2 separate regions of the Homo sapiens genome follow, and region 1 is linked to region 2. A link is a loop called in an ENCODE intact Hi-C map of the cell type or tissue named here. Cell type or tissue: dorsolateral prefrontal cortex. All regions are shown on one strand. Each heading gives the region's core, and the rest is flanking DNA. Links, peaks and the distances in the headings are about the cores only. Region 1 holds the start of TUBGCP4 (tubulin gamma complex component 4). Region 2 holds the start of MAP1A (microtubule associated protein 1A).

The links. A loop is a pair of places that touch in the nucleus more often than their neighbours do. Peaks named below come from ENCODE experiments on the same cell type or tissue, not always from the same donor. Only the 100,000 strongest peaks of a DNase experiment are listed, where the experiment ranks them.
Region 1: a loop joins it to region 2, with 2.5 times the contacts of the local background. A loop is called at or near these places in 14 of 110 quality-filtered maps.

Annotation. Positions count from the first base shown.
Region 1 is chr15:43,369,578-43,380,764 of GRCh38, reverse strand. It overlaps TUBGCP4 (tubulin gamma complex component 4), which reads right to left and starts at 9,664. Exons shown (of 18, transcript NM_014444.5): 1 at 9,333-9,664; 2 at 4,539-4,667; 3 at 4,140-4,262; 4 at 3,698-3,751; 5 at 2,862-2,918; 6 at 602-681. The coding sequence starts at 9,410. It overlaps ZSCAN29 (zinc finger and SCAN domain containing 29), which reads left to right and starts at 9,722. Exons shown (of 6, transcript NM_001372080.1): 1 at 9,722-10,207; 2 at 10,740-11,169. The coding sequence starts at 10,852. RefSeq lists an enhancer at 9,534-9,653 and a silencer at 9,754-10,023. In dorsolateral prefrontal cortex, for the core only: a CTCF peak has its summit at 4,495 (motif pointing left); no DNase peak of the experiment used is centred there.
Region 2 is chr15:43,514,792-43,525,978 of GRCh38, reverse strand. It overlaps MAP1A (microtubule associated protein 1A), which reads right to left and starts at 8,371. Exons shown (of 6, transcript NM_002373.6): 1 at 8,279-8,371; 2 at 5,256-5,338; 3 at 4,867-5,007; 4 at 1-4,655. The coding sequence starts at 4,505. RefSeq lists an enhancer at 7,253-7,896. In dorsolateral prefrontal cortex, for the core only: no CTCF peak of the experiment used is centred there; DNase peaks (open chromatin) are centred at 6,608, 7,378, 8,118 and 8,418; H3K4me3 peaks cover 5,000 bases; H3K27ac peaks cover 5,000 bases.

The DNA.
Region 1 (11,187 bases), core at 2,151-7,150, 140 kb after region 2:
ATATAAAATAGTTTACATGTTATAGTACCTACACTTTTAGTGGCTTTATAGTCTATCAAGTGAATATATCATCATTTAAATTTTTTTCTACTGTTGGTAATTTTCTAATTTCCTGATATAGTAGACAACATTGCAATGAACACGTTTGTGCATATAGTTATTTTCTTCTATTAAATAGTTTTGTTAGGATAAAATTCCCAAGAGTGGCATTATGGGATTATAAAGCATAAACATTTTTAAGGACCTTCAATTTGAAAATACCAGCTACTCAAATACACATGTTTAGACACAGCAAGCAACATCTGGCACATGTAATGGAATTCCTGCAAGGATAACAGGATCTAAACATTTAAAAAGATTGCCTCAAGGTCATCCAGGCACCTAAATCCTGGCTTTGTCACTCAACACTCTATAGCCCTTTTTGCAAGGCCTGAGCCATAATAAAGGTTACATGGGCTCCTCTGCTCATGGAGCTTTTTCTATCCTGGTTATAACCTTCCCAAGAGGGAAACCTGAAATGACCTGAAAATAAAACATGTGAGAAGTCAAATAATTTGACCACCCACCTCCACCACCAATTCCCAGTTAAGCCATGACTTACTTTTCCAGTGCACTTCGAACAGGAGGCAACCCCCCACAGCTGTGTTTGTAGACTGTTTCCAGGATTTGACAACCATGAATCTGTGGAAAATACGGCCTTGTCAAACTGGATTCCATTCTAAGAGTCCATGCAAGACACATTCTTATTCCATATTCAACCAAGAGGGCACAATCTAGGAGAGACTGGGGATAAACTTTCTCCTAAGATTTACACATAGTGGTTCTCAAAGAGGGACCTCTCTCCCATCAGCAGCATGACCTGGAGACTCATCAGACATGCAAACTCTTGGTTAGAACCCAGCACTCAGTGTTTCCACAAGCCCTCCAGGTGATTCTAATGCACAGTAAAGTGTGAGAACCACTGCACTTAAAGCAACCAGAATCATTTAGAGTTGGAACACCAAAGCCAAGGAAAGCTTTTTATTTCAAGTTAAGGCCCAATTCAGTCTACTTCTAAGGTATATACTTTTTCAAAAATCCTCTGCCTCTATGTTCTTCAGACTTTTTTTTTTTTTTTTTTTTTTGAGACGGAGTCTTGCTCTGTCGCCCACGCTGGAGTGCAGTGGTGCAATCTTGGCTCACTACAAGCTCTGCCTCCTGGGTTCACACCATTCTCCTGCCTCAGCCTCCCGAGTAGTGCGACACAGGCACCCGCCACCACGCCTGGCTAATTTTTTTTGTATTTTTAGTAGAGACAGGGTTTCACTGTGTTAGCCAGGATGGACTCAATCTCCTGACCTCGTGGTCCGCCCGCCTCGGCCTCCCGAAGTGCTGGGATTACAGGCGTGAGCCACCATGCCCGGTCCCCAGACTTTTATTTTTACCACTTTGAGGTATAATTTACAATGAAATTCACCCATTTTAAGCATACTAATAAACAATTTTTAGTAAATTTCAAACACTGGGCAACCATTACCACAATCCAGTTTTATAACATTTCCACTACTCCAAAAAGCGCCTTTGTGCCTGTCTGCAATCAATCTCCATTCTCAACCCAAACCTAGAATTTTGACCACCTGATTTTAAAAACTCTGAAGAGCCTTGGTACACTAGTTTCTCTACCACTATTCTGGCAGGGAGGAAGATTCAGCCATCTGCAATCCCCCTATTTTCCACTCTCCTTCCTATAGCCAGCGGAAGTTGAAGGCCAACTGAGACGTGCAGCTAGGCCTGGCTCCCTTATGCTGTCCTCATTAACTCTATTTGCCTAGAATGTCTCCTTTTATTTTGGGAGATAGTTTAATCTAGTGGTTAAGAGCACACTCTTTGGAGCCAGATAGAGCTGGGATATAAACCCATTTACTACTATCTGTGTGACACTGGGCACACCCCTTAACCAACTTAGCCCTTTAGTGGATTGTGTGTGATAATGTATTTAAAGCACTTAGCACAGTGCCTAGTACACAGCCAGTGACAGTAAAAGCTGGATGTTGTTATTTGATGAGGACAATCAGCTTTGAAGGGCCAATGAGCACCCACCACTGGCTTTGCTGGCACAGCATGAACATAGCAGAGCACTGTTTCTACACTTACACAGTTAAAAATGATGCAGCAATGTGGCAGATTAACTGGTTTACTAGTTACATTAATGAAAATGAACACCCCTAATAAGCTAAGGCACAAATAAAGAGCTTAAAAAAAATGACGACTTGAGCTAAAGATGTTTAATCCATTTGTCCACTTGGTCCAATTGTGGACCAATTCAATAGGACAGCAGATTCTTCTAATATGAAATCTCAAAGCATTTATTCCTCAGACTTATTAACTCTGCCCAGAAAGACATTCTCCTAACTTCTCAATACACCTGATAAAAACTTGTGATAAGAATAGGCATATTTATTAAACATCTGGCTTTCACTCACTGATCTCAAAATTCTCAGAAAACTGCCAGCACACTAACCATAAACCTATTACCTTCTTCCTAAGAATTAACTTTCTGCTTCACACCCAACAGTTCTAAAACCTTACTGCAGGTTCCTCTCACCTGCAAACATCCACAGCACTTTTTTTCTTACCCCAACAACATTCTTGGGAACATCTATGAACATTTCCTCTACCTTCTGGACCAGGAGGTGTTTAAAGGCAGAGTCATACTTTTGCATTCCTGACACTTAACATGATAACCAAGCAGATATTGTTAAATGAATGAATAAATAAAAACTACTAAAAACTAGGGTCTTCGAAAAATAATGTAAAGCAAAATTAATTAGTAATATTCCCTCAGTGCTTAGCAAAGCAAAAGGAATAAGGAAAGTTCTCACCTTTTGACTTTTAATTTGTTCTACTACAACCATCACAGAGGGAAAAAGAAGCTGGAACTGCAAAGTAGAGAATAATTAGAAGGGTATGTAATCAAATGTAAGGGAAAAAAAATCAACTTGGGAAATGCTTTTGTTTCTAAATAGTTCAACTTAAGATAAAATGGCAATACCACAGAACAGTCAAGATCCAGCATCCTAAGGCAATTTGATGTGGAGGTTCGCTGCAGATAGGAAGAGGATGGCAGAGAGAGGCAGTTTCTTTTTTTTCTTTTTTCTTTTTTTTTTTTTTTTTGAGACAGGGTCTCACTCTGTCACCCAGGCTGGAGTATAGTGGTAGGATCCCAGCTCACTGCAACCTCCACCCCTGGATTCAGAACGTTAGCCTCCCAAGTAGCTGGGACTACAGGTGCACGCCACCACAACCGACTAATTTTTGTATGTTTAGTAGAGACAGGGTTTCACCATTTTGGCCAGGCTGGTCTCCAACACCTGACCTCAAGTGATCCAACCACCTCGGCCTCCCAAAGTGCTGGGATTAGAGGTGTGTACCACCATGCCCAGTCGGGAAGCAGTTTCTATTTCTGAGGCTGGCATACTTGTTAATACTGATGTCCATATAGAGCAGTAACATTAGCGTTAATATCAGACATTAAGTTTTAACTATATTTGGAAATCTTTAAACAGTTTTGATCTAGTAAAACATACAAAATGCACAAAATATAAAATGTTAGGCTCTGAATCCAGAAGAAAAAAAGTTCTCAAAAACAGTACCATAAATTAGATTATTCTAACACTATCAACAGATTGCAAGGCATTTGGTTATTTGGGCAGCATACCTGGTCTAGGAAGTAGTTGACATGTGATATGGAGAGATGGGGATCACCCAGGAACTGCAATAAAAAACTTTGTGATTAGAGCTCCACACAAAATATCTCAAATCTATTTGATCTATGAAAATGAGAAGAGAATCTCATGATGGGCTTAAGTGTTAATTTTAGGCTATCGAGAACTGATAATTTAATCAGGTTATTAATCCTGATTTTCGGGCCATAAAGAAACCAAGCCAGGGCTCTTATAAACTCACTAAAGAGTCTTTGCCATGATCTGTAAGCCACTCTGATCACAGGTTGGGCAATCACTGAGAGAACACTGTACCTTCCAGCCATGCAGGCAACTGCTCACTCTTAACTACCTGATCTTATCAAAGGGCATTTCAGATTCAAGAACATGCCCTAATCTACTGTCCCAGAGGTGTTTCCTATATCTCCTCCTTCTTACCTCTTGTTCCAAATCAAGCAGTGCTTGGCGATAAGGCTGCAAAACAGAATCCAGCCCTGTGCAGAAGGCCCGCAGGTAGATTCCATGTAACCCACCTTGGCCCTGTTGAGATGGATGGTGATCCTGAAATCAAACAAACAGAAGCCAACTTCTCAGCTCAGGCCCTGAAACCTGAGAAAGACATTATCAGGCTTGTTTCTTTTAAAAGTTATACAAACAAACCAATTAGAGGCCTTGCCTTCACTTGAATATTTCTAGTGATGAGAAATCCATAACTTATTTCACATGAATTACCGATAAATTCACTGAAAGCTTGACATAGCTCCTGCCCTCTAGAGGTGAAAGCTTGACATAGCTCCTGCCCTCTAGAGGTGTACACCCACAGAGAACAGGACCCACCTGCTGTTGCACATGGCCCGTGTACTGTTCAATGAACTCAGTGAAGCGAATATAGTCTGTGCCGAGCCGGCAGAGTCGATTCAGGACACTGGTCTCACTGGGGTGGAGGAAAGGGAAGTCCTGCGATACCTGCAGGAAGAGGAACACTGCCGAAAACACCGCCAGTCGCTGCCCCAACTTTCAGGTGCTTCAAACGCTTCATACTACACATTTATCGTTTTCTTTCTCAAGATGTCCACTTAAAGGTGTTAAGTTCTGGATAACAATGTATTTCCAAAGCACTTCAAAGGGGTTCCCTATCCCTGACCCAATTATTTGCTTCTTAAAATAGGTAACACATGCTAAATAATTTAAACAATATAAAATGGTGTACATTAAAAATAAGTCAACCACCCCAGAAGCAGCCGCTATTACCTGCTTCTTAAGCAATCTTCTAGGGATGGTCTCTAAGGATATGGGGGTTTTGACCTGGTTGCAACAAAGTCTCTTTAGCAATATTGCTCAAATGGGGGTCTGCAGACTCCATGGGTTTCTCAGACATATTCTTAGGATTTACAAATTCCCTATAGAAGTTTTCATTGTTTTCATTCCAGTAAAAATCTAAAATTAAGCATACCTATTATCTGTAAATGCACCTTATAACTGGCCATATATATTTAGTGTCCATATTTACATTTGTATTTTTAATTTAAATGAAAGCCAAATGATAGCCTAATATGCTATATACAAAGGTTTCACAGCAGTTCAGGTAGAAAAAAGTAGTGGGAAAATATATTCCTTCAACCAACTTTTTAAAAATACTGTGGTAAAATACGTATAATAAAATCTACCATTTTAGCTATTTTAAGTATATAGTTCAGTGGTATGAAGAACATTCACACTGTTGTGCAACCAGCACCACCATCCATCTCCAGAACTTTTTTGTTTGCCCCAAATGAAACTCCGTATCCAGCCCCTGCCAAACACCACTCTACTGCCTCTGACTTTGACTACTCTAGCTACCTCATATAAGTGGAATCACTCAGGTCGGGTACAATTGCTCACGCCTGTAATCCCAGCATTTCGGGAGGCCGAGGCAGGTGGATCACCTGAGGTCAGGAGTTCAAGACCAGCCTGGCCAACATGATGAAACCCTGTCTCTACTAAAAATACGAAAATTAGCCAGGCGTGGTGGTGGGCGCCTGTAATGCCAGCTACTTGGGAGGCTGAGGCATGAGAACTGCTTAAACCCGGGAGGCGGCGGTTGCAGCGAGCTGAGATTGCACCACTGCCCTCCAGCCTGGGCAACAGAGCGAGACTCTGTCTCAAAAAAAGTGGAATCATTATTTGTCCTTTTGTGACTGGCTTATTTCAGCTCATCCATGTTGTAGCACATGCCAGAATTTCCTTCCTTTTTAAGGCTGAACAATATTCCCTTGTGTGTATATACCACATCTCAATTACCTATTCGTCCCTGCACTGACACTTGCTTCCACCTCTCAGCGATTGTGAATAATGCTTGGTGAACACGGGTGTACAAATATCTGTTGGGTTCCTGCTTTCACTTCTTTTGGGATATACCCTGAAGTAGAACTGCTAGATTGTATGGGAATTTTATATTTAATTTTTTTTTTTAGAGACAAGGTTTCACTCTGTCACCCAGACTGGAATACAGTGGTGGGTTCATAGCTCACTGTAACCTTGAACCCCTAGGTTCAACCAATTCTCCCACCTCAGCCACCAGAGTAGCTAGGACTACAGGCATGTGTCACCATGCCCAGCTAATTAAAAATTTTTTTTTTGTAGAGATGGAGTCTTGCTCTGTTGCGCAGGCTAGCCTCAAACTCCTGGCATTAACTGATCCTCCAGCCTCACCCTCCCAAAGTGCTGAGATCACAAGTGTCAGCCGCTGTGCCTGGCCTTTATTTAATTTTTTGAAGAACTGCCATACCATTTTCCACAATGGCTGTACCATTTTACATTTCCATTACTATATCCCAGGTACTGTGCTAATACTTTGAGATAAAAGAGTGAACAAAATCAGATACAATTACTGCTCCAAAGGAACTTAGCATATTATATGGATGGATATATAATATGGATTATATGTGGATGCCATTTTATATGACAGTAAATGTGGTAACAAATAGGCGAAGAAGAATTTTTCTGTTACCAAGTCCATAGAAAATTGATTAGGAATCCAATTAATGTAGATTTTAATGACACAATGCTAATCACATCTTCAAGTTAGTAACTTAAGAGGTTGCACAACACGGTGCTTAAGAACCTGGTCTCTTGCCGGGCGCAGTGGCTCACGCCTGTAATCCCAGCACTTTGGGAGGCCGAGGTGGGCGGATCACGAGGTCAGGAGATCGAGACCATCCTGGCTAACACGGTGAAACCCCATCTTTACTAAAAAAACTACAAAAAAATTAGCCGGGTGTGGCGGCAGGCGCCTGTAGTCCCAGCTGCTCGGGAGGCTGAGGCAGGAGAATGGCGTGAACCCAGGAGGTGGAGCTTGCAGTGAGCCGAGATTGCACCACTGCACTCCAGCCTGGGCGACAGAGCGAGACTCCATCTCGGAAAAAAAAAAAAAAAAAAAGAACCTGGTCTCTGGAGCCCAACTGCCTGGGTTTGAATCCCTGAGTTGCCTCTTACTTGCTTGAAAGCTTAGGCAAGTTACTATACCTGTCTGTGCCTGTTTTCATACCTATAAACTGAAGAAAATAATTGTGAGGATTAAATAAGTTAATACATGTGTAAAGCACATATCCCAACCACATAGCTAGTGCTCAATACACATAAGCAATTTTATATTATTAACAAGACAGCTCTACCAGTTATCAAGTGATACTACTATTAAAATTGGCATTTGAGCGTTTCTTGTTGGCAGAGTTTTCGAAAAGTTCAATATCTAATTATTCTGAAACAGCAAATAATAACTCGAAGTTACTGATACCATTCTATATAACACAGTTATAGGAACAGGCTGAGAAATCCTGCATTAGAATAATGGTCATTTGAACTTATTGATTTGGTAGTTTTGTTTACTTTTAATTTATAAAAATATTTGATTTTATAGTTGTTTAAGAGTATTATGCTTGAGTTTATACCTAGCTTATGTATATACATATTCAATATAATAAAATAATTTTCATTAACACTTGGCACTCATGACAACTTTTCCCTTTACTCAAATGTAAAAGACACTGCTCTGCAGAAATTATGTAATATTTGCCATCTTTGTCTTCTTTTCTTCCATCAATACCTAAACACCTGCTATGTGGCAGAAACTGTGCTAGGTGCTCTGGGTAGATGAATGAAGAAGACCACTGGTCTTCGCTCCCAGGGGCAATCTATGCGGGAGAAAGGCTAAAAACAGGTAACAACAATACATTATGAATTGTGACAAATCCTACAAGGGAAATAAACAAGTTGATGGAGAATAATGGCATCAGGGGAGGATGCTTAAAGATGTGCTCAGAGAAAGTTTTTCTGACAAAGTGACTTTAAAGCTGAGACCTTGAGGATGAAATGGTAGAAAATACATGATTGAGAATTTTTCATAAGAAAGAAAGGAAGGGAAAAGATGAATTACTTGTGGTTGTCTCCCCCACCCCCTCCCTAGCTATCTTTCCTGTACTGTGTTATCTCTTCTTATTTTGGACCATCAGGCACCCACATACTTCCTAAATACTGTCCTCCTATATGCCTGGCATTGTACTAAGATCTATGGAGAAAAGTGAAACATCGAATTAGTCTTCAAAGACCTACAGGTGAAAGATAACAATTCAAACTCCACCACACAAATCTTCACCTGTTTTTTTCAAAAATTCACCTAAACTCCCAAACTCCAAATACATGTTCATAAATAATAACGAAAGGAAACTGTTTGATTTATAGGTTTTATAGACTAAGAATGTACTTTTTCTGCTCTTCCACAGTCTCCTAAGAATCGGCATGTCTTGGTGATCAGACGGACCTAGATTTCAGTCTTGCCACTACTAGGACTGGCCAGCATAAAGTTTTCTGAGCTTCAGTTTGCTCATTTGTTAACTGGTAGAAACAATACCTAAGTGGACTAAATTATTGAGAGCATTAGATAACATTACTGGAAGCAGAAGCAGGTAAAAGTAGTTCAAATACTGAAGCCAGACAGACCTGGCTTCAAAACTAAGCTCTGTTAATTACTAGCTATGACCCCGATAGTTATTTAACTATTCTAAACCTAGCTTAATCTGTAAAATGGATAAGGTGGTTGTGAGGATTAAATAAGATAATGCATACGGAACATCATACATTCCTGGTTACACAAAGGCCCCCTACCAAGTGCTTTACCTAGTGCAGAAATTTTCTGGTAAAGGAGTAATGAGGGAAACACCACACGCTCTCGATTTCATTTATTTCCTTCAACAAACTTTACTGAGCGCTTACCATGTGTTTGGGAGCTGTGTATTTGGCCCAGTACTTCAAAACTCAAACAATGCACGTGTGAAAATAAATAGGAGAAAGTGCCTCCCACACTTCTATATCATTCCCCAGCAACTGTCAGACACCTGGACCTCAGGCCCTTTCCTCGCCCCGCCACAGGTGGGGCTCTTCGAGGTCTGCCCTCCGTTTTCTAGCCTAGGCCCGGCCTCTCTAGGTGTCGCATCAGCCTTGACCCTAAGGGGCTGCCCTCCAGTCACCTGTCCAGGGATACGCCCCCAGCCCTGGAAGCCCCGCTCGCTAGGTCCCTCAGCCTACTCCCCCAGGCGCTGGCTCAGGTCCCCCCTCCTGCGCTCCCTGGTTCCCGCGCTCTGCGCCGGACAGTACCTGCAGGCCACTCCGCTTGTTCCAGGTGAAAATGGACCCAGGGTACCCGCTCAGAGCCAAGAGCAGTTCGTGGATCATTCCCACGGCGGACCTCGAGTCCCTGGTTATGTCACCCCCTCCTCCAGCGCACCTCCAGGCGACCACGAGGGGAGTGCTTCCCCTTCCACACGCGCACCGGCCCCTGGGTCGGGCGGTTTGTGCCGAATCAACCCACCGAGACAATCGCTGCGGCGGAGCGGACGGGAAGCTGGGAAGGGGTCGCGGGGGAGTCCCGGAAGTTCGGCAGCTCAACGGGGTCCACCAGCTACTCCCGCCCGGGCTCTGCGGAGACTGAGTCGCGGTCGCTGCCCTCGCGCATGCGCCCTCGGTGCCCCGAGCCGCCCGCTCGGACTTCCGGTTTGGGAGCTGTACTTGGGAGGCTGGAGAGCCGGGGCCGGGGCCGGGGCCGGGGCCGGGGTCAGGGTCGGACCCCGAGTGGGTGAGGCTGGCCCGGAGGCAAGGATGCGAGGGGGTTGAGGGGCAGCTCGAGAGGGAGACGCTCCCAGGGGTGGGCTGGAGGGCGCCCTCAGGGCGCCTTAGCCGGGTCAGAGGCCTCTGGAGGGACCGCACGACGGCTCCGGGTTACCCGGCCGGAGGGAGCGGAGACAAAAGAGGCCAGAATCCCGCAGCCGCTGCTCCTTGGGCTGAGAGCTCTGCGTCCGCGAACCGGCAGCACCTGGAGCCTCTGGCCGACACCCGAGCCCGTCCTCAGGAAGCCCGTTACTACTGCTCCTCGGATTCCGTCTCTCCTGCCCAATGTGACTCTCCCCAAGCCCCCATGGTCCTCGCTTTGGAGCCAAAACCAGCTTCTCTCCTTGCGCGAGGTTTTCCGACAGGTAGCTCCCTAATCCTTGCTGAGCGGCTACTACTACGCGGGGAAAACAAAGACCCGAGATTCTGGACGTGATTTTTGCCTGGGGTGGGCTTTGGGAGTTGTGCAGCCCGAGGGGGCGGGGCGGACGCAGAAGGCCTCGGGAAGGACTGCGGAGATACTGGGGGAGATCAGCTGCGACCAGCTGGACAGAGGCTTTTTGTTGCCTTCAAGCAGGATGGTGACTTGTCTTTAGATCCTCTCGAACTCCAGCTCTCCTATATGGTTCGGACTCACTGTGCAACATTGGCCAGGGAAGTTAAATGGGATCGGATTTGGAGGAGGTGGGAGAGGGGCAGACAGTACTTTTATTCTCTGCTGCTTCCTGGGGCTGCCCTGGAAGTCAACCAGAAAAGCAGTTTTTGCAAAGTCTATTTACTGAAGATTGTGCTACCTTAGAAGGCCACTCGGAGCACATGGAAAGGCAGGCCAGCTCTGGCAAGACTTTAGACATATGAATGTATTCCTTCTGATAGTGCCATCTTTCTCTGCCCTAGGAAGAAACACCTCTTACAGTCATCTGCAGGGGATTCTCCAAGGACATGGGAAGATAGATGTAAGCCCTGGAACCCAGACTCCTAAGCGAAGGGAAGCTGCATTCTGCTATTAATGATGGCCAAATCAGCTCTAAGAGAGAATGGCACTAACTCTGAGACCTTCCGACAGCGTTTCAGGAGATTCCATTACCAGGAGGTGGCTGGGCCGCGGGAGGCTTTCAGCCAACTCTGGGAACTTTGCTGTCGGTGGCTAAGGCCGGAGGTGCGCACCAAGGAGCAGATTGTAGAACTGTTGGTGCTAGAGCAGTTCCTGACCGTCTTACCTGGGGAGATCCAGAATTGGGTACAGGAACAATGTCCAGAAAATGGAGAGGAGGCAGTGACTCTCGTGGAAGATTTAGAAAGAGAGCCTGGAAGACCTAGATCTTCGGTGAGAAGGGAGGGGGAA
Region 2 (11,187 bases), core at 3,939-8,938:
TTTTGATCTAAGGCTTTGTCTTTCTCTTCTGGGATCTTCTCCTTCTGTTCTAGGACCCTGTCCTTTTGTTCCAAGTCTTTATCTTTTGGTTCCAGGGCCTTGTCCTTCTGTTCCAGGGCTGTATCCTTTTGTTCTAAGGCTTTGTCTTTCTCTTCTGGAATCTTATCCTTCTGTTCCAGGGCCTTGTCTTTTTCTTCTAAGTCTTTGTCTTTTGGTTCCAGGGCCTTGTCCTTCTGTTCTAGGGCTGTGTCTTTTTGCTCTAAGTCTCTGCCCTTTTGTTCTAAAGCCTTATCCTGCTGTTTCACAGCCTCATTCTTTACATGCAGAGCCTCATCTTTCTGATAGATGGCTGTATCCTTCGGCTCTACCACCTCCTTGTGCTCCAGAGTTTTGTCTTTCTGCTGTAAAACTTCATCCTTTGGCTCAGGTTCCTTCTTCTGTTCTGAGGTTCTGTCTTTCAACCCTGGAACTTTATCTTCCCACTTTATGGCAATGTCCTCCAAGGCAGGGCCTGGCAAAGACTCAGGACTCTTGGAGAAGGAGCTATCAGGTGTCAGAATGTGTTCATCAGGGCTTGTGATCGCCCCAGGTAAGTACTTCCCATTTCCTGAAGGTGTAGAGTGAGAGAATGAGCTGGCAGGTGACTTCCTGTCAAGGCTGTCATCTGTGATGTCTGTCTGTGCAGAGTATCGAGTTGTCCCATCTGTGGGAGGTGACGCTGTGGCTGCATGGGGCTCTGGAACAGACATGGGAGCTGTGTGGTGAGAGGTATCCTCGGCCTGCATCAGATGCCCCATTTCTTCCTTCCCAAGGTTTAGTTCCCCAAACTGGAGGGTGCCAAGGCTTTCTGGAGAGAGCTGCTTAGAAGAGACATCCAGGGAGGTCTCCTTGCTGGGACTCTCTTCTGACAGAGAAAGTGACTGGGTGTCTTCTGGAGATACCTCTGGCCAACGGTCTTTGTGTAGGTACTGTTCTGTCAGGCCACAGGGAGACTTGGGGGTAGGCTCTTGGTTGGCAGTGTCTGGGGAGGGCACGCTGAGGACAGAGAGGGATTCTGCATCTTCAGGAGAGAGGCTTCGGTCAGGATATCTGAGCACCTCATCTTTCTGAGGTTTGCCAGGTTCTTGGGGTAAAGTCCTCAAACCTCCGGGAAGGGCTTCTGCTCCCAGAATTGGGCCTGTGGGCTCTCCTGCCTCCATAATCTCAAAGACTATTGCTTTATCCTGTGCTGGCAACAGTTGAATGGTACAGCCTGTAAGCCCCTCATCAATGTTGACAGGTGCTTCCTGGGCCTGGGGGCTCCTGGGAGGAGGAACTTTCTCTTCCTTCTCTAGTGTGCCCTCTTCAGGCCCTGGCTTGACTGTCTCCTCAGCAGCATCTTCTTTGCCCACACCTGGTGTGCGCTTAGTGTCTCCCCAGGAGTCTGCCTCCTGAAAGTCTTGGGGCTCAGACTTTTCTTCCACTGGGGACTGATGAAAGGGTGTGTGGGTGGCACTGGGTGGGCCAGATGGTGGAGGAGAAGCCATCTTCACTGTGCTGTCATCTGGGCTAAGGCACCGCTCCTCTGCTTCTCCAAGGGCTGGTTCTCCTGGATGTAGGGCATGCCCAGGGGCACTAAACACTGGAGTTCCATATTGACTGCAAAGTTTCTCAGACATCTCTACGTTTGCTGTCTCCTCCTCTTCCTCTTCCACAGCTCTCTCTCCAGACAAGCCTTTCCCTATGATCTCTCCTCTCTTCTCTGACTCCCCAGTCACAGAGAAGTCCTCACAGGGTGGTGATTTGAAGCCCTTGTCTTCTTCCAGTGAGGAGGTGGGTGAGATGGTACCAGCTGATGGCACATAGTCCAAGCCCTGCGTAGCTTCAGTACGGGAGGAAGGGATGCTTGTGACTGTGTCAAGCAGCAGGGAGCTCTTGCCTGTCTCCTCTGTCTGGGGAGCTGTAAGTGAGGCCACAGATTGGTCCTCAGCCACTGATGTGGCAAAGGAAGAAAGTTTGTCACACTCAGTGATTGAAGTGGCCGAGGACACATGTTCCTCTTCAGCCAAAGGGGCAGCCACTATGTTAGTGGGGTAGGTGAGTTCAGTCTCTGGCGTTCCATAGACTTTGCCAGAGGTAGCAGGAACAGCACTATCGGCAGGTTGGCTGGCTTCGAATGGGCCAGCACCTTCAGGCCCGGGCAGGTCATATGTACTTGTATGAAATCTGGGTGGAGCTGGGCGCTCCTCCGGCTCATCATGGATCTCCTCATCTGAGATGGTCTGCTCAGTCTCTGAGTAGCCAGGGATTGTCTCATCCTGGATGTAAGAGACATGCTCAGTGGCTCCTGCAGGTGTGGTCAGGCTGCTTAGGAATAACGAGGTCTCCTTCTCAGGGGCCTTGCCCTGGAGTCCCAATTCCCGACCCCCAAAAGCCTCCCGGCTCCTTGGAGTTACCTTCAAGGGTTCCTGCATATGTTTTTGGTAAAAACCCTCAGCTTTTGTCGCGTCCTCTTCCTCCTCATCTGAAGGGTGTACCTCCTCCATTTCTTCTAACTCAGCCTTTTCTATCACATCCTCCTTTACTTCAGGTTCACTTTCCTCTCTGGCTTCTGTTCTGTCTGGGAGCCTCTCTGCTTCCCTCTGCTTCTTTTCCTCCCAGGTATCTTTCTCTTCCTCTGTTTCAGCCCCAGAGTCTAGGCCTCTGTCCTTGCTGCCTTGTTCCTCAGGGACCTCTGGGACAAGCTCTTTCTCCTTCATCACATGTTCTTCTTGTCCCAGCCCTGGAACAGAGGGTGGTGTTCCCTGGATAGCTGTACTTGGGGGTCCCTCCTCTGCAGTGTCTAGAGGGAATGGCTTATCTCCTAGTCCTGTGTCCCTTTGTTCAGCCAGCAAAGCCCTCTCCTCACGCTTCATCTCCTCAAAGTCCTGTGTGAGGTCCTCTGGTGAGGATAGGACCAGCTCCCTGTGCCCACTGATGGTTGGGAGTGGTACAGTTCCCTTCTGGGCTGGGGGTGTCTGGGGCTCAGAAGACAGCTCCTTCTCCCCACGGATAGCACGGCTCCTGTCTATTTTGACTCTTCCAGGGACCTTGGCTTTATAGAGGGTCTTACGTACCTCAGGAGTAAAGGGCTTTAGGTCTGGCTTGGAAATCTTCTTGAGCTCAGGTTTGGTATCTTTCCTCTTCTCCTCCTTCTTGGCATCCTTCTTCTCCTCCTTCCTTCCTTCATCCTTCTTGAGCTCTTTCCTCTCCTTTTTGATCTCTTTTTTCTCCTTGTCTTTTTTTTCTTCCAGCTTTGATATCTTTTCTTTAAGGTGCTTTTTCCCTACCTTGTCTTTGATCAGCTTTCGCTTCTCTGCCTTCAGTGCCTCACTTGACTCTGTCTTCACCCTCTCAGGCTTGGCAGGCTTCTCTGGGGGCTTCTCAGATGACTCTTTTGCCTTCTTCTCTGTCTTGGCTAACTCCTTGGCCAGCTCTGAACGTGCCTCCTTGGCTCCCTCTTCTACCACCTCCTCCCGTTTGGCCAACTTGCTCACGGCCGTCTTGGTAGTGGCTTTGAGGCTCTCCTTGCTATCAGCCCGCTGTTTGATTTTGCTGGGCTTGAGGTTGGTAGGCACAGCCCCAGAAGCCAGGTCCTTCTGCGTGGCCACAGGGTAACGCAGGAAGTCCAGATGCCGAAGCTTTTCTAGGCCCTCCAAGATCTTGTTTTGGGGAGCATTTCCTGGAAAAAGCACACGCACAATCTTCTCAGTGGGATTGGCTGGTAGCCAGACCACCAGAGCAGTGATAGAGGTAAGGTAGGGCACGGAGATCTCAGCCTCCTTCCCATTGGGCAGCACGATGCCTGTCTTGGCTTTACTATTGCCTGCCCACTTTTGCATGAGGAACTGCATCTCCTTGCTGTCCTTGACAGGGTTGAGGACATACATGTCCAGCCGGCCCACACCCATTTTGTGGAAGAGGGTCAGTGGCTCAATGGTATTGCTGACCACACGATATAGAGGCTCAGCCTGGATGCCCAGGCGGTTTAAGTGCTGCAGAGTGAGGCAGGCCTCCTCAATGCTACGCTTGGCTTTCCGGGAGGCATCAGGAAGCCGCAGCTTCTCAGGCACGTTGAAAAAGACAACTCCAAGCTCAGGAGAGATAAGGTTCTTCACCCAGTCGCTGTAACTGCTAGAGCCCTGGGACTGCTCCTCCTCTAGCTCTGCCACTTTGCGCTGCAGTAGTCCATTGATGCCTGGCAGGTTGTCTGCCCCAATGTGTGTGAGTAGCACCGAGTCAATGCGGTCCAAGTGCCGTACCAGCTTCCAAAAACAGGACTTGCGATCAGAGCCACCATCCACCAGGATGTTGAAACCATTGACAGCAAAGAGGGCAGAGTCCCCACGACCACCTGGGAAGATGTAGCAACAAGGCTTGGAGAGCTTGAGGAAGCCCCCTGAGGTGGGGGGCTCTAGTAGGTCAAATGGGGATGGCACGTCCACAGTCTCAGAGACATACTCGGAGAACTCAGCCACGCCGTCCATGGTGGGCAGAGTGGGCTCAGGGTTTAGCCGGAGGTGCAGGGTCTCTTGGGAACTGGATAATCCCAGGTGGCTCCAATCACCTTCCCCTAAGCAGGACACGGTAAGGAAGGCCTGTATCCCAGGGTCTCTATTGCTGAGCAATTGGGAAATCTAGAAGAATAGGAGATAGAAACCTGATCAGGTCACTAGAGTTGTTTTGGTCTGACTTAGATTCAGTACCCTAATCTTCACCTCTTTCCAAGGTGGACTCTTACCTTTCTGCCAGGGCCCCCCATGGTCATGCAATATGAGACTTTCCCTTAGATCCCTCCCACAGCTCTAGTGCTACCCTTTCTCCCAGACACTCTGGCATGGAACTTACCTCGGGGTTGTGAAGGACCTGGGCAAAGTTTTCATATGAGTAGGTGCCACTCTGTAGGATGAGGTCTCCCCCAGGCTCTAAACTTTGCCCACTCAAGATTAGTAGTTTATAAGCTGATGAGCTGCTAAGAAGATGATGAACCTGGAATGGAAGAAGGGGAGTGGTCACAGATATAGGAAATCCAGGGAAAGGCAATGAATGGCCCCTCAGTACCTCAAGAACATGCTCCCAACTTATGTCCCTCATAACACCTCCAGAGTGGGCTGGAGACAATACGTCAGCTTAGATGGCAGAGAGAGGAATTCTTGGCCTAATAGTGGTAGCACTGGCAAGGGTGGGTATAGCACTTGCACCAGGCCTGTTTGGCAAGGCACAGGCCCTGGCCTTACCTCAGAGCTGATGCTGTCTGCACTGGGATTTACCAGGATGATGGTCTCTAGGATCTCACTCTGGTGGCAAAGGGTCCTCTGGCCTGAGGGAGAGATGTAGGAATTTATATTGAGAATAGGTATAGAAATTGTGGTGCAGGAGAGGAAAGAATGTGCTATCAGGAAATGGGGCTTAGACGAAAGAGAAGGTATCCTTAGGCCCTGCCACCTTGGATACTGCTGAGTAAGGTCTAGGAACTGGCTCATCCAGCCCTTCCCTTAGAGGGTTTCCACCTCCCCTCTCCCACACTGGCTGTCCTCTCCTTCCCTTCATCTACCACACCCTCTGCTGCCTGTGCCCCCATCCCTCTGCCTGGAACTATGGCCTCAGACTGCCCTATTGACAAGAAGCTTTTGTCCTTCTCGAGCACTAAGCTCCTGGTGCTGCCTGGGGATGGGGGGCTCAGCTGGAGAGAGGGCCCCTGGGATGATGACCCTCACTTCCCTTTCTCCTTCCTGGCTTGCCTCTGCCCTGGGCTTTCCTGCCCGCAGAGTGTCTAGAAATAAGGAAATAGGAGCTTCTGTGTGGTACAGACTCCCCACCCTTCTTGCCATCCAAGGCCAGAATTCCTGTTCCAGAAGACCCGGAGAAGCCTGTGCTATCTAAATTTTTGGGGTTTTATGATTCAAAGAATGGACATAGGACTATAACTTCATTTTCTGTCCTCTGGTTCCTCAGAGGCCAAGCCCGCACTAATACACATGCACACAATCATATTGTTCCTGCTCGGAAGTTTTCACAACACCCTCTCCAACCTGATCTTCATGTCCCAAAGTTTCAGAGAGGCCAGATTCACTACCCCACAACCTATTCATTGTGAACAGTTTCTTCTCTCATCTTTGCCCCGCTCCTAGGGGCCTCTACCACGGGCATGGGGAGTGAAAGGTTCTTGAACAAGAAACACATTAATAAGGAAGGAGAGATTCAGGGTGTTCCCCAGGCCATGGAGAAAGATAAGGCATCCCCAAATCCCCTATTTCCCTTCTCCAGCCTCACATGAAACACCAAACAATTCAGCAAAGAAAGAAAGTGGCAAATGAGACAGAAGATGCTGAAGAAGAATGCTGCCATCCCCTGCACCCGCCCTTCCTTGCCAAATCCCCTTTCCAATTGCAGTACATAGTGGCATTAACCTCACAGAGCATCCAACAGATGGCAGTGGGCTGTCTGGAGGATACTGGTGGGAGGGTCCATAATTTGTCCCTTAGACCCTCTTCTGTGACCCAGCTCTCTCTTCTTTCTGGTGCTTGGACAAGAGAAGCCTGGGGCCAGGGCCTTTGTTAAGAGGCAGAGCCATGGTGCCAGGATCAGGCAGATCTGGCAGCACAGGGCTGCAGATGCAGCTGTGGGGGAAATGAACGATGGTGTCAGAAGACCAAACCCCATACAGCGTGGGTTGGGCCAAAGGGGAATTCAAGGGTTCCCTTCTATTTACTTGAGAATTGAGGGAACATTTGAGATAAATTCAGAGGACAAGAGCCACCTCAGATGTAGGCAAGGGCAGGGCTTGGGGCAGGTGAGGGATATCAAGGTTCGGGAAGCTGCCAGCCTTAAGTCGTTCAGATTTAGAAAGACAAGAGCTCCCTCCACACAAATAAGGTCATAAATTTGAGGTAGGAGGGTCAGAAAGACAAATATCTATAGCACACACTGATTTGCTTTCTATCTACCCCTCCCTGCCCCCAACCATTCCTCACGGTCCCCATTTATCACCACAAGACTTCTATGATCCCAGTTCCTGTCCTGGCATAAGGTCCTGTTCCTCACTCTATCCCTGGGAGTGGTTCTGACTTGAAATTACATGGTTTATATCCTGTGCCTCTCTTTTTCAGGCCTGGGAGAAAGCCGTTTCTTCTGCTCCCCTGGCTCTCTCACTGAAGGGAACTGACTCGTTTTTTCCTTTTTCTTTAGAGAGGACCATCTTGTGAGGCAGGGACACACAGTGCTCAGCCAGTGCTGGAGTTGCGGGGGGGGGTGGGCTGCGGTGCAGAGGCTGAGCAGGCAGGAGGGCAGGTGTCTCCGCAGTGAGGCAGAAGGGGAGGGGGACCGTTTGGGCAGCTGCAGTTTGCCGCAGTGTGTGAGTGTGCGCGCTGAGCTCCGGCTCCAGCTCCGCCCCCACCCCCCACCCCAGCATGACAAGTCATTTTCTTGGCTGCTTCTGCATGGGGGGTGGGGATGGGGGGATGCAGAGAGAGAGAAGAAACTGGCTCCTCTGTTCAAGAGCCCCCATCTTGGGAAGAGAAGCAGAGATGAGGTGGGGGTAGGGCTGAGACTGGGAACCTGTGGGGTTGACACGACTGGAAATGCAGGGCAGCCGCTGGGGAGGGAGTTCTCCGTCTCCAGAGTGGCCTCGGCAGGGCCAGAAAGGGGGGTTTAGAGTCCCATTCTAAAGCTAGCCGCAGGGAATAGGGTGGGGGAGCCCACTGCAAACCGGTTGGTCTGTAAGGAGGCGCGTGCCACGTCTTAGTGACCCTTTCCTCCCTTCTTTTCCATAGTGTCCCCCACCTTCCCTTACTTGGCAAAAACTCACTGCCCTGCTCACCCCCAGCATAGGAGCAGCTGAGCAATCCAGCAGCTGACACCCAGGGGCCCTCCTATTAGGCACATTCCCATAACATCCCCCTTTCTCTCAGATTCTTCTGCCTCTGACCAGAAACATAGCCCCCAAACTCCTCCAGCATCCTGGGCTGTCAGGCAGAGCCAGTGGCACCACCCTCTGCTGCTGTCCCAGGCTGATTTCTCCCATCCCCGCCCAGCTGGAGAGGTGGACTGTCACAGCCCCTGGTGGCCTCTGGTTCTGGGTCCAGGCTGGGCCCACAGCCAGTAACGTTCATCTTCTCTCTCCATTTCCCCATCCTGCCTACTGCCACTGGGCTAGTTCTAGATGTGCCAGATTAGGTACCAGCACCCTTTCCATGACCCCCATCCCACCTCCCTATCACAGTGTACCCCCACATGCCAAGCCCTTTGGTTCGGTTCTTACCCTGGGGTGTAGGAGGAAGCCTCTCATGGAGGCGGCAGCTCCGGCCTCAGCCGGCAGCTTCAGGGAAGAGTCTGCAGCACTTAGGGTGGGAGTGGGGCGGGCGGTGGGGGGGGGAGGGGGGTGCTTGATGAGGAGGGCGGCGCCAGGGCGGGGAAGAGGGGCTGGTCCGTGACGAGGCACTGGAGACTTAACTGTTTCTTTGCCTTCACGACGTCTGAGCTCCAGTGCTTTTGCTTGGCTCTGTGGGGCTGAGGGATTGTCTAGCAGCTCAAGGAGCCTCTGCAATGTCCTATGGCCCATAGGACCTTTCTCTCCCAACCCTGCTTAGTTAGGAAATATTCTTTTGGCATCAGCCAAAAGACCAAAGCCCCATGCTAGGGCACAGAGCGAGGCTATAGGAGGCATGGGCTGCGTGGGCTCTCCCCCTTCTCTTAGAAACCATCTGCTGCCTCTCTCCTCAGATGGATCCAGGGAGTGACCTTCAGTCCCTGGAGGAGCAGGAGACAAAGGCTGGGGGCCCAAAAGCATGGGGTAGGTGTGGGGAACTGCTTAAGACAAAGGTTGGGGATGCAGAGATGTGCTGCCTTCTTCTGAACCTCAGCACTACAGAAACCAAGGAGGGCAGAAATAAGTCTTATTTTAGGGTTAGAGGGTAGTTTGAAATTCCGGAGTGGACACATGGTCCCTAGCCTGTTGGGGTGGGGCACAGGGACCCTGAGAGCTACATGAAGTTTCATGGGAATGCAGCATAACACAGTAACCACACAGGCACTGATTCTTGGGATTCTTGAGTCATTGGATATGAAGAGACAAGTCCCTGAAGGGACAGGGAGCTTTCTGCCTTACAGTGAAGGAGTTAACAAGGACCAAGAAGGATCACCAGGGCCTCCGGCCCAAGCAAGGTTGTAGGCCAATTATTAAATGTAACAGAAGTACTCTTTAGATTAAAAAAACCCTATAATGACTTTGTAGGGTGATTGGGTTCTTGCTCTCTCCTTGTCTCTTTGCTGTTTCTATATTATATTATTTGGATCTTTCTAATGTTGATCCTGTTTCCCTTAGTCTCTACCTCCATCTCAGATTTAGTAAAGCGCTCTAGGACTCAAAGGAAGAATCTGGAGAGTGGTAGCACTTCCTTCCAACCCGAGGATGCTCATGCTCTTACATAGTCCTTCCCTGCCCTCTTCCCATCCACCCTCCCCAGTTTGGCCAGCTCCTAAGGCCTTCCTCACAATCACAGCCACCCACTCACACCCAAACACTAGCCCCACCCTTGCCCCAGGCTGCCAAGAGTTACTTTTGAAGGTCAGAGAAGCCAAAATAGTCTGTGCTCTCAGCATCCCCCATCCCCCCTTAATTGCAGCCAGAGGAGAGGAGGAGCTGAGTCACTAGTACTCTTGGGGGTTGAGGGGACAAAAGGGGAGCAATCCTTGCTTAGATCCGGGGATGCAAATCTGCGACAATGGCAACAACCCCGTTTGGGTAGAAGCGGCCATCTGCAGAGATACACAGGGAAAACCAGGCTGAGTTCTGAGCATCACAAAAGGGAAATACCCCTCTTCTGCAACTTCATCGTTCTTATTTCCTCCCACCTCAAGCCTTCTATCTCCTCCCTGCTTTCTAGGGCTTTCTGGAGTGTGTTAGGAGGGAAACTTAAGTAGACATTTAGTTTACGAACAAAATAACATTTCCCAGACCAATACAGAGCCCACCCATATTCTCAGCTGCCACCCCCAAGGGCCACACCCTGGGCATGGTGCCAACTCACAGTGGAGTTTTCCTTCAGCCTTCACCCTCTGAACAGCTACCCACCACAACCAACTCTCCACCTGCTGTATTCCTAGGCTCTGCTGCAATGAAATGGTGAGATGCCAAAGAAGAAAGAGAGGCTTGAGCTGAGCTACAAAGTAAGATATGAAACCCTGGATTTGAGACTTGATCCACCATTTTACTAATCATGCTGCTAAACAAGAGACTTAACCTCTCTCAGAGCCTACTTCATAAACTATGAAATGAGTATAATATTAGTACCATCCTCCGATAATGCTGTGAGGTTTGAATTGTATAAAAGATGAAAAAAAAGCTTCTTCATTCCTAGACTTCCAAATCTGCAATGTACAAATGCCACTGGAAGTCTTTCTCCCTTTTGTGGAAGATTTCTGAGAGGTCATCTAGGTGATCAAGGAAATCATAAATCAGGATCTCAGACCAGATCAACTCTGGAGTACTCTTAGCTCCCAGGTAAACCCAGAACTAAAGATGCCTGCAGTATGAGATTTGAAGTCCTATTCATGTCCTTGCTTTCCCATTTCAGACAGCAATGCAGACCCCGGTTCCAGGGGTTAATGAGCTGCTGTATTAATTCAGGGTAACTGTTGTATTGGTAGAAGTAATAGAGCTATCACTTCCTAAGTCCGTCAGTGGAAATGGAGAGTCAGACCGAAGGCCTCCAGACTGGTCCCTCAGCCTGTATTTTTATTTATTTATTTATTGAGATGGAGTCTAGCTCTGTCGCCCAGGCTGGACTGCAATGTCATGATCTCAGCTCACTGCAACCTCTGTCTCCTGGGTTCAAGCAATTCTCCTGCCTCCCGAGTAGCTGGGATTACAGGTGTGCACCACCACCCTCGGCTAATTTTTGTATTTTTAGTAGAAGAGGGTTTCAACATGTTGTCCAGGCTGGTCTCAAACTCCTAACCTCAAGTGATCCACCCACCTCGGCCTCCCAAAGTGCTGGGATTACAGGCATAAGCCACCATGCCCGGCCCTGTGTTTTTTAGAGTCTTAGAATATTAGTTATGAATTATAAGCCCCCTTCTATTTCCTATAGGTATCCAATAGTAAAAGAATCAGAGAGTTATTGAAACTCAGTTTTCCACTGTCCTAATTGTTTCTGAATTTGTATTAGA